Linked DNA regions of Homo sapiens: region 1 is linked to region 2. A link is a loop called in an ENCODE intact Hi-C map of the cell type or tissue named here. Cell type or tissue: ascending aorta. All regions are shown on one strand. Each heading gives the region's core, and the rest is flanking DNA. Links, peaks and the distances in the headings are about the cores only.

Region 1 (5,566 bases), core at 442-5,441, 310 kb before region 2:
AGGAGATAAAGCTTATGCATGGGGAAGATACAAGATATACAATAGTAGGTGCCATAAGTAAGGCTCAGAGGGCTGTGGGGGCTTAGAGCAAAGGCAGAGGACAAGGGGAAGGATTTAAGGAGGAGGCGGTTTTTGCCTTGAGAACTCCATAGCATTCAATGGCCAGAGAGACAGGTTATGAATAACCTTGAACACCAGACTATGGAATTTGACTCTATCTAACAGTGTAAGAGAAGGGATGCCAAATGCACTGTTGATGCGCCACAACTATCCTATCCCTGTACCTAACCACCTCCTACACAAAGCCAAGAAACACCAGTGATCCATTGTGGCCCTTCTTCGTGGCCTGACTATGGCCTCAGAATCCAGATGTTCCTCAGTATATAAAAGCAAAAGGACCAAGTATCTTGCAGTAGCCACAGAGGTGCCTGCCTGCAAGCAAACCTTTTGCAGAGATCACAGCTGATTGAAACCTCCGGGAAGCTGCACCTCTGGATCCATCAGGGTGTTCGCACCTGGCCGCACTTCTGCCAGCTGCCTCCGGCCAACACTGAGCCTGGCAGTGGTGCTAGAAGTGGGCCATTCTTGCCCTCTGGGTGATTCCCTTTATGGGCAGCTTTGGCTCAAGGACTTGCCATCTGTCTGCCTAGGACTCGCTCAGGACTGCCATGAGATCTGGGGCTCTTCCTGTCCAATGCTCCTTCCCTCTCAGCTTCTCCTGCTCCCACCTCCTTAGGCTTCACAGGTGGCTATCCCCTAGAATCTCTTGCACTTTGAATTTTATTTCAGTATCTGCTTCTTGGAGGACACATGCCCATTACCAATTAATTGTGTCACATTTAAGTCTAAAACTTTTGCTGTTCCTCTTCTTGAAAATGGGAAACCATGGACATTTGGGAGGCAGGGGGTGAAATGCTTAGTCTGTCCCTCAGCAGTGTGAGCAAAACGCATTTGACTAGAGTCAGGGAGGCAAATTAGGGTTACTGCTGTAATTCAGGCTGTGCACACCTGGACAAGGGTGGTGGCAGCGGGACTGGAAAAGAGGAGTGGCCACAAGTGACATAGCCACATCTGCCTCATCTGACTGCCATCTCTCCAATCAGCATGGAAAAAAATGATAAACAATGGGTTTTTTTAAGGAAAGAACACTGACGTAGAGGTCAGGAAGCCTGGGCTCAGCTCCAGCACTAACCAGCCGTGCACCCCAGGAAATGACAGCAGCTCTCTGAACTCAGCTTCCAACACCTGGAAATGGACAGGGAGGGGTGGGATGAGGTGATCTGGCAATTCACTAGTGTTCTCACATGCAGCCCTCCCCTTTTAACGTAACACAACATTTGCCATTTTAGTCATTTTTAGGGGTACAGTTTAGTGGCATTAGGAAAATTACACTGTAAGAGTGAATGAGGCATCACCCAACCCTCAGGAGCTGTCCAGAGAAGGAGGTGGAGTTTGTGCATGGGGAAGATACAAGACATACAATAGTAAGTGGTATTGGATGCCACAGTATCCACTAGATGGATGTTATGCACCCATCACCAACATCCATCTTCAGGACTTTTTCATCTCCCCAAACGAAAACTCTGTCCGCATGAAACACCAACTCCCCATTTCCCCTCCTTCCCCAGCAGCTCCTGGCCCTTCTCATGCTACTTTCCGTTGTTATGATTTTGACTACTCTAGTACTGCATGTACGTGGAATCACACAGTATCTGTCCTTTTGTGTCTGGCTGATTTCACTGAGCATAATGTTCCTCCATGTTGCAGTGTGTCAGAATTTCCTTCCTTTTCAAGGCTCAATAATATTTCATTGTGTAGATGACCACATTCTGTTTATCCATTCATCACTAAGAGACACTTGGATTTCTTCCACCATTTGGCTGTTGGGAATAATGCTGCCATTAACACGGGGGTGTAAATATCTCTTCCAGATCCCGTGTTTGATTCTTTGGGGTGTATACCCAGAAGTGGGATTGTTGGGTCACACGGTAGCTTGCTGTTGTCTAAGCAGCGCTTTCCCAAACTTCCCAACAGAGCAGCCACACAGCCACTGTAAATGAGTGCAGGAACTAGTAACCGTCCAGTAGTGGCCAACATATCACGCTCTATTTTACGAATTCACCCAGATTCAGCATTCTGCATCACATCATATCCTTGTTTGTTTATAAAAGTGTTGCTTTATACTACATTCCAGTGTAAGGAACACTTTGCTCTGCAGAGTCCAAAAAGCCCTGCTTCTCCTGTGGCTTCCCCGGGCTGGGCTGTGATGGCAGTGCCCAGCTGGACGAGCACCCAGAACAGGGTTGCAGTTAAGATCCCGTCCAGCTCTGACACTCTCTGACTTAAAGCAACACCCCTCCCAGTGGCTTCTTCATTTTCAACAAAAGTGAAGTGAGCTCAGGACTCTTGCTGCCGAGCCAGGAGGCGTGAGTCACTAGCCATGGGAATTTCAGGCATCTGCGTGTGTGCGATGGCGGCTGGAAATGGAGAGGGAGCATTTCTAGAGCTGAAATGTCGCAGAGGCACAGCCCCCAGTGGGTCTGGCACAAAAGCAGCGTTATATCGAGAGGCCTGGCAGCGCTGCCTGGGCTTGTTTCCCAGCTCTTGCAGCTCTCGGGGGGTTCTAGAAGATCGTCCAGACTATGACTCATTCCTGTGTTACTGTAATAGAGAAAGAAGTAGGTGGCAGTGTGACATGGATTTCACGGAGAATTAGTGAGAAATCTGTGTCCACTCAAGCACATTTTATGTTGTCTGAATGTGAGGATTCTCCTTTGGGCTGTTTATGGGCAGGGTGGGAGAGAGATCGCAGAGGTGCAGTCATGGGCTTCCAGAGGCTTTTTACAATTCTGTAGTGGCCATGCTGGGAAGACGCCCTGAGAAGACACTGCGACTGTCCATGTGACAGCTGCGGGAGTGAAAGCCATTGGAAATTCCTCCAAACCCATTGAGCCAAGGCTGCCACTGCCATGTCCCATCCAGGTGAGGCTTTGGCCAGAGCTGGCTATGGACTGGTTTGCATTTCCCTGCTTTTGATTTCCCTGACAGTCTACGGTGGAAATGCCCATGGGGAGTGAGGAGATGGAAGAGAACACAAAGGCAGACAGGAAAGGCTGAGAAGGTTCTCCCATTGGACACATAGTCCTCAGATGCATGAACTGTCCCTTGAGAGAGAGGAGTGGGACTGTAGGTCTAAATTCACATCACTGTAAATTCCATTTGTATCTTCACGGGATGTGACGAGGACCATAATGTCAACGCTCTTGAGACGTCTGCCCACAGGTGCCCTCGTGCTGAAGCTTTCCCTCCCAGCTCCCATTTCAGGAATGAAGTGTTTCTTCCCCTAGCTGCAGCAGATGTCACCAGTGGACAGTCTTCAGTGGACAGCTCTCTTCTGGAAATACCCTAGCTGAAGGGAGCCAGTCTAAGCTGCACAGCTCTTCCTGATGCAGACTATACACCAGCCATGATGCCGAAGTCAACTTGCAAGTGGAGAGAGAAGGAATTCAGACCAGAAATGGACTAGGGTTCACAGCTGAAAAATACCAGTAGTGGCCATGAGGTAGGTTGTGTGAGCCACAGACCTGAGAGACACCGTGGGCAGCAGCAGGAGAGGCGGTGGTGACAGAGGCCAGCACCCCAGGCCCCTGGTCTGCAAACACCTCCAGTGAAGCCAGGGCAGAGTGGTGACCAGGCGCCATCCTCCTCCACTGTCATGACAGCAGGTGAGACCTGGAATGTGTGTGCAACCCCACAGGGAGCCAGGATCAGGAACACTTGAATTCATTAAAGTAAAGTAACCCCAAACTGACAGAGAAGCCTTGAACTGAAAGAGAAATTACTTAATTGCCTGAGAAATAGCTAAATTTATTTTTGCACACCTGAGGCTTGTGAACAATCTGAACTTCATACCTGCTCCACAGTGTTTGCAGTTTAATCACTTCTTTCCTGCTTTTCATTACAACGGCAGGGGGAACAGAATAGGGTGCCAGGACAAGGCCCACAGACACAGCTCAGTAAGCTCTCCAGCTCTCCAACAAAATCCTACCTGCGAGGGTGTGGCAGCCATGGAAATGCCTTGCTCAAATCTCTCTGCAAGAGAAGCTTCTGTGGAGAACACTGCTGACTACAGCCTCCAGCTGCTAAGCCTTGGATCCATCATGGCGGCCAAGCCAGGTCCCACCTCCCCAGGCTACCCAGAGAGGGTGCCAAAGCCAGGACTCTGGAGGATTCCTCTTCCTGGCAGCTTTGGCCCAGGGACTCCCAGTGGCCCAACTGGGACTCTCAGGGCTTCTGTGACATCTGAGGCTCCTCCTGACCATCCTTCTTCCCTCTCTGCCCTCACAGGGGTCAGACCCGCACTTCAGTCTGAGGGTCCTCCCTGCCTTCCTATGCTCCCTCCCCTTTGTCACCAAATGTCTCCTCCAATAAACCTCTGGCATGTCTACTCTAGTCCTAGCATCTGCTTTTCAGAGCACCTAAACTGACAAGGGAGAAGGAAGATGTTCCCTGGAAAGCACTCAGCATAAAAAAAACAAGAGATGGCCTGAGGATCTTGACTCGGGAATAGGCTTTGCTAGAGAGAGGCAGGGATCAGAGCGTAGTATGCCATCTTGTGTTTGAAGCCAGCGTTGGCCCAGCTCCCTGGACTCCTGTTTGGGTTCTGAAGTCAGAGGATGTGACAAAAACGTTCATCAAACTTTGCGACATGCTAGGGGGTGCCTCTCCACCAGAGTGTAACCCAAAGCGGGGGCATTCTCTCCAATATGGACACGAGTCCAGCTTGGAATCCCTAAGATCTCCCGGTTGATCTCCCAGTGTTCCTGGTGGGGGCTCCCTCCCAGGCCTGCAGCAGCCTTGGCAGGCAGAGCAGCTACCTGCAGGAGGGACCTGTGTGGAACAGCACTGGAGTGGCACCTGTGACATCAGAACCAACTGACTGCTTGCTTGTTTGGTGGTTGCTGTTTTATTTTCTCTAATGACACCCCTCCAGCTTCAAAATACCATGGTTTTATTCCACGTAGGTCTTGCCTCCCTGACCAGACTGTAAGCTCCCTATGTCAGGGATTATATTTTCTGTGTTTTCATCCATTTCTAGGGACATCATAGAAATCCAGGATATACTGGTTGGCCATTGGTAGTTACATAATTGTCCAAATTTTATTTTTTATTTTTATTTATTTTTTTGAGATGGAGTCTCACTCTGTCACCCAGGCTAGAGTGCAGTGGCATGATCTTGCTCATTGCAACCTCCACTGAGTTCAAGCGATTCTCCTGCCTCAGCCTCCCAAGTAGCTGGGTGAACGTCACCACATCCCACTCATTTTTGTATTTTTAGTAGAGACGGTGTTTCACCATGTTGGTCAGGCTGGTCTTGAGCTCCTGACCTTAAGTGATTTGCCCACCTCAGCCTCACAGAGTGCTGGGATTACAGGTATGAGTCACTGTGCCCAGCCTCAAAATTTATTTTAGACCTTCAACTCTTTGTATAGTTTCATGTGCAAGGGCACTATATCAATACTGTTTGAGGATGGTTATTTTCCAATTGCTATTCCTCTTGATATGA
Region 2 (5,566 bases), core at 173-5,172:
GAAAAATTATTCTCACACACACACAAAAAGTACCAAGCCCCCATGGGTTTACAGGTGAGGTGAAATTTTCAAGGACCAGATCATCTAGACAAAAGAAATTCTTCCGGACAAAAGAAAAATTCTTCCAGACAAAAGAAAATGAGGGATTACTCCCTAACTCCTCTTATAAGGGGAGATGTTAAAGGAGAATGGACAGTGAACACAATTAAGAAAAATCGCTGCCCCATGGAACTTACGTTCTAGGGTGAGTATGGGAGGGACACACAGTAAATAGGTAAAAGATACAGTATGATAGATGGTGGTAACTGTTACGGAGAAAACTAAAACAAGAAAGACCCAGGGGAAGTGGGTGATGCCATTTTAAGTAGGATGGTCAGGGTGGACCTCACATTTCAGGAAGACCTGAAGGAGGTGAGAGAAAGAGACCCATTTTTGACTGGAGGAAGAACAGCGCAGTCAGAGGGAGCAGGAAGTGCGAAGGCCCTGAGGTGGGAACACCACTGGCATGTGCAGGGGTGAGACAGAGGAGTGTATGACTGGGAGAGGGCAGGTAACAGGAAGGAGAGTAGGAAATGAGGGGCCAGACCTCGACTGTGACTCAAGAGAGTGCAGCACAGGAGTGGCAGGATCTGGCTTACATTTTTGCAGGATCACCCTGCTATTATGTTGAAAATGCACTGAAGGAGTGACGGTGGAAGCAGACCCTTTAGGAGGCTATTGCAGCAATCCGGACAGGAGATGATGGCGGCTCAGATGAGGTGGTGCCGTGGAGGAGGAGGGCTTACATTCTGGGCAAACCTGAAAGATGCAGTCTACAGGATTTACTCGTGGATTGAATTGGGGTGAGAAAGACAGAAGGAGTCCTGGGGGATCCAGGGCTTTGTTTGGGCTGGAGCAACTGGAAGGATGAAGTTTCTGTTGAATTTGATCCTTCAAACCACAAAGAGAATGAGAAGAGAGTGGGGAGAGAGACAGGGAGACAGACAGAGGGGTAGAGAGACAGAAATTTTCACATGCTTCTCTTAAGAAAGCCAGCCTCCCCAGCACCACCCCAAAGTCAGCCATGAGGCAAGAGCAAATGGCTGTTTGAGGAGACAGAGAAACAGCATCATAGACAGGCATGACGCAGGAGAAGCAAGATGCCAGTTTTCAAAAAGTAGAACAGAGATTGTGCACATAGCCAGCAAGAAAAAGCAGTGGATTTTCATAAAACCTACATTTTTTATTATTATACTTTAAGTTTTAGGGTACATGTGCACAACATGCAGGTTTGTTACATATGTATACATGTGCCATGTTGGTGTGCTGCACCCATTAACTCATCATTTAACATTAGGTATATCTCCTAATGCTATCCCTCCCACCTCCCCCCACCCCACTACAGGTCCCAGTGTGTGATGTTCCCCTTCCTGTGTCCATGTGTTCTCATTGTTCAATTCCCACCTATGAGTGAGAACATGCAGTGTTTGGCTTTTTGTCCTTGCGATAGTTTGCTGAGAATGATGGTTTCCAGCTTCATCTATGTCCCTACAAAGGACATGAACTCATCATTTTTTATGGCTGCATAGTATTCCATGGTGTATATGTACCACATTGTCTTAATCCAGTCTATCATTGTTGGACATTTGGGTTGGTTCCAAGTCTTTGCTATTGTGAATAGTGCCGCAATAAACATGCGTGTGCATGTGTTTTTATAGCAGCATGATTCCTTAATTTTTTTTTTTTTTTTAGAGACAGGGTCTTGCTATGTTGCCCAGGCTGGTCTCAAATTCCTGGGCTCAAGCCATCCTACTGCCTCAAAAGTGCTGGCATTACAGGCATGATCCACAGTGCTGGGGCAAAACCCATATTTTAATATTGCTTACCAAGACAGACTTATAGCACCTCAGTGAGGCTGGCAGTGCAGTGATGATTAGGTGAACTTACAGAGGGAAAAATGGAGGCCTAGTGGTTAAGTGACTGGCCCAAGGTCACACTACCAGTAAGAGCGATTACTGGGACTAAGCCCAGAGCTTCTCACTTGCAGTCTGGGGCTCCACCCAGCCCACACTTTCTTCCTGTAAGGTCACTGCAGAATTCTCTCATTTGTTTCTTTCTGCAGCTTGTTTTCTTAAGCCACTTATTTCAGGGTTGCTTTTATGAACAGCCTGAGTTAACCTCAATAGCTATGATTTCACTGTCAATAAAACAGCTTTACTTGATGCTCTCTCTCAACCCTCTGAACATATTTTTGTTCAAAATAATGTCCTCAGCAAATGGGGAAAAAAGCAAACTCCACTTCCACCCTGCCCACCACCCACCACCCCTCCATATTCTGACATAAAATAGACACCAGCCACAGTTAACTGTGGCATTTGAGTCCATTTATGACACCATGCAGCTCCCATGGCCAGGCGAGGAGCCTGGCAACCCCAGCCCCAGCGGGCAGGAGCGCTGGTCCCACCATGCCCTGGAGGAAGGGAAGCCCCAGAAAGCTGAATGCCCTGTGCCCGATTTATAAATAGCTCTTCAGAGGCATGGGCTCTCACGGGCGGCCCCTGCCAACTCCCTTCTGGCGGCCTTTAATTTTTCCATGCCAGGCCCACCTTGTACCCGACCCCGCCCCACAAAACAAAGGTCCACCCTGTGTGGGATCCTCAGCCCAGCAGCCCCCCTCCCACCCCAGGGGCACGCCCCACCTTTACTCAGGCCAGAGATGGTTGAAAAGCAGCAAGACCTCGGGAGGGCACAAGAGGGCTGAGGAGGCAAGAAACTTCACTAGGACGCCCCCGCAGCAGGGATTGGGGGGGCCAGCTGCCAGCCCTCTTGGCTGGTCCTGGCCTCCCTTCCTCCCACAGTTCCGTCTCTGCTGTTGTCTCCAACAGGCAGGGTCTGATCTGCCCCCACCCCACACCCAACACTTGTTCTTAAAGGAGGAGGAGGACCATGACGTCTACCAGTAAAAATAATCCCTGTGTGCAACGATATTTACATTCTTCTTCCACTGTACAGTACAACCCTTCCAGCAGCGCTGGGGACAAGCCAGGAGACGGTGACTGTGCTCCCGGGGCCCGACCCTGTGGAGACTCAGCTTTCCTCCCATTCTCTGGCCAGGGAGCTCCACGGTCCATCTGTGGACAGCTCTCTTTGCAGGAAAGCTCTTCTCTATGAGGATGAGCACCACCTCCTCTGGCCCAGGATCGACCCCCACAGGGACTTCTGCCCAGACAAGCCATTTGGACTTTGCCCCCCATCACCATGGCCATCAGCTATCAGGAGAGAACCAGCAGCAGCCCTGGCTCCCACCAACCACGACACATGACTCCGTGGCCCCTTCCCAACATACCTGGGCTCTGAGCTTTGCGTGCGTCCCCCGCCTCTCTCACTGCCTATTTATGTGCAAAGTGAGCTACCTCTTCCCAGGAGTCCTGAGCCAGCTCCCAGCCACATGCAGGCCCTGAGCATGCGCTCTTCCGTGGTTTACCTGTATAGCCCCCCAGCAGTCCCAGGAGGCAGGGGCTACTACTCTTCCCTTTTCACAGCCTAGGCCAGGGAAGCCCTCAGTTAGGCAGTCTGCCTTGAGAGAGGTGAAGCTCCCGGCCTGGTGTCTAGAAAGCAGCAGCAGCAGCACCAACAGGTACTAAAGATGAACCCAGCTGTACATGCTCATAGGCACCTGTCTTCCCTGTTGGGAGGCTGAGGCAGGAATGTGAGACCAGCCTGGGCAAAATAGCTAGACCCCATCTCTAAAAGAAAAAAAAATTAAAAACTTAGCTGAGCATGGTGGCTTATGCCTATAGTCCCAGCTACTGGGGAGGCTGAGATGGGAGGATCACTTGAGCCCAGGAGTTTGAGGCTACAGTGAGCCATGATCATACCACTGCACTCCAGCCTGGGAAACAGAGAGATCCCTTCTCTACCAAAAATAAAAAAAAATTTTAATGACCCCAGAACTCTGAGTTCATAATTGGTTGAGTGCAGACTGGATGCAGCAAGTCACGCCTGTAATCCCAGCACTTTGGGAGGCTGAGGCGGGAGGATTGCCTGAGCTCAGGAGTTCGAAGCCAGCCTGGACAATGTGGTGAAACCCCGTCTCTACAAAAAATACAAAAATTAGCCAGGTGTTGCAGTACACGCCTGTAGTCCCAACTACTCGGAGTGGGGGCTGAGGTGGGAGGATGGCTTGAGCCTGGGAGGCAGAGGTTGCAGTGAGCCAAGATTGCACCAGACTTTGTCTCTAAATAAATAAACAAACAAGTAAATAAATAAATAAATGGGTGAGGCCAACATGAAGAAGAATGAAGGAAGTGTTACTGGAGAGGACTGAAGACTGTTTTGGATTCTAGCTGGGTCAGACGGTTGGGGGCTGGGGGACGCACTCCAGAGACAGGAACCGGAGCGGGCACAGGCACACAGAGGCGTGTCTTGGAACATCTGCTATTTTAACAGGAATGTGGGAAAAGGAAAATCTGGGGCGTTGGGCTGGATGGAGGGCCCTTTAACAAATGCCCACCGAGCTCCCCGCAGGCTCTCTCAGGATCTGGGGAAGGAGGACCAGCCATGTGGCAGTTCCACATGACTCATTCATCCTTTAACCACATTCCCTGTCACACAGCTCAGGGAGGAGGACTACGTGGTGGCAGGCTGGGGAGTGATCTTCCGTCCCACCAGACAGGAGCCCACCCAGGACACTGCAACCCAGACCCTTCCCCTCAGAGGCCAAGCCCCAGCTCAACCAATTCACTTGCTCCTTCTCACTTCAACTCCAATGAATGCCAATAAAATCTCAGCCATGAATGGAACAGATGCCTGCAAACATTTTTATTATTAAAATAATGCCTTCCTTGTATGAACATCTCATAATTGAGGGTCAAATATAAGCAAAAAGCAGACTCAAAGCCAGCCATCCCTGGTTGACTTGTTGACAAAATAATTCACAGACAGTTCCCAGGCCCTCGGCCACAGAGCTGTAAACAAGCTTCCAGTTGCTGAACGAACCATAATAGACCCGAGATAAAACCATTCGTCTTCAAGTCATCTCAGGACCCAGGAGTGCCAATTCAAATGGTCACGCACAAGCACAAAACACCGAGCATGAAACATCACGTTTCTGCTGTATTTGATTTCTGTACATTTTCAATGAAATGTCTGGGCATTTCAGTATGGCTAAGTCAGTCTAGGGGTATTAGGAATCAGCCGGGTAAACCAGTGCCCTGGGAAATGTCCCAAGCCAGCTTAGGCATGATCTGAAAAGTCCCTGCAAGTTTCTCTTGCTTTGTATGTTACTCAGTGATAACAGTAATTCAATTCCATTCCAGAACAACAATATACATTGGGTTTCCATTGCATCTTCAGGATCCTGTTCCGGGATATTCCTGAAGACTGCCGGTATCCAGTATTTTACCCACTTGATCCTGGTGCATGTACAGGAAGACATCTCAGACCACACGCTCTGATTTGAGACGGTAGGCCCTATAGTTAGCATAATTATAGAGTGAGCAAGATAACTATAACTTAACCATGCCCTGAATGAGTATGCAGTCAGTGCCTACAGAAGGCCACGGGAACATGTGTAACTACGATACCA

What was found. Peaks named below come from ENCODE experiments on the same cell type or tissue, not always from the same donor. Only the 100,000 strongest peaks of a DNase experiment are listed, where the experiment ranks them.
Region 1: a loop joins it to region 2, with 2.4 times the contacts of the local background. A loop is called at or near these places in 2 of 110 quality-filtered maps.

The regions. Positions count from the first base shown.
Region 1 is chr6:4,349,605-4,355,170 of GRCh38, forward strand. No RefSeq gene overlaps it. Among named protein-coding and RNA genes, the nearest start is that of LINC02533, 140 kb to the right of the region's middle. In ascending aorta, for the core only: a CTCF peak has its summit at 2,717; a DNase peak (open chromatin) is centred at 2,477; H3K4me3 peaks cover 1,067 bases; H3K27ac peaks cover 1,300 bases.
Region 2 is chr6:4,658,134-4,663,699 of GRCh38, forward strand. No RefSeq gene overlaps it. Among named protein-coding and RNA genes, the nearest start is that of KU-MEL-3, 50 kb to the left of the region's middle. RefSeq lists an enhancer at 2,309-3,127. In ascending aorta, for the core only: a CTCF peak has its summit at 2,761; a DNase peak (open chromatin) is centred at 2,954; H3K4me3 peaks cover 712 bases; H3K27ac peaks cover 1,041 bases.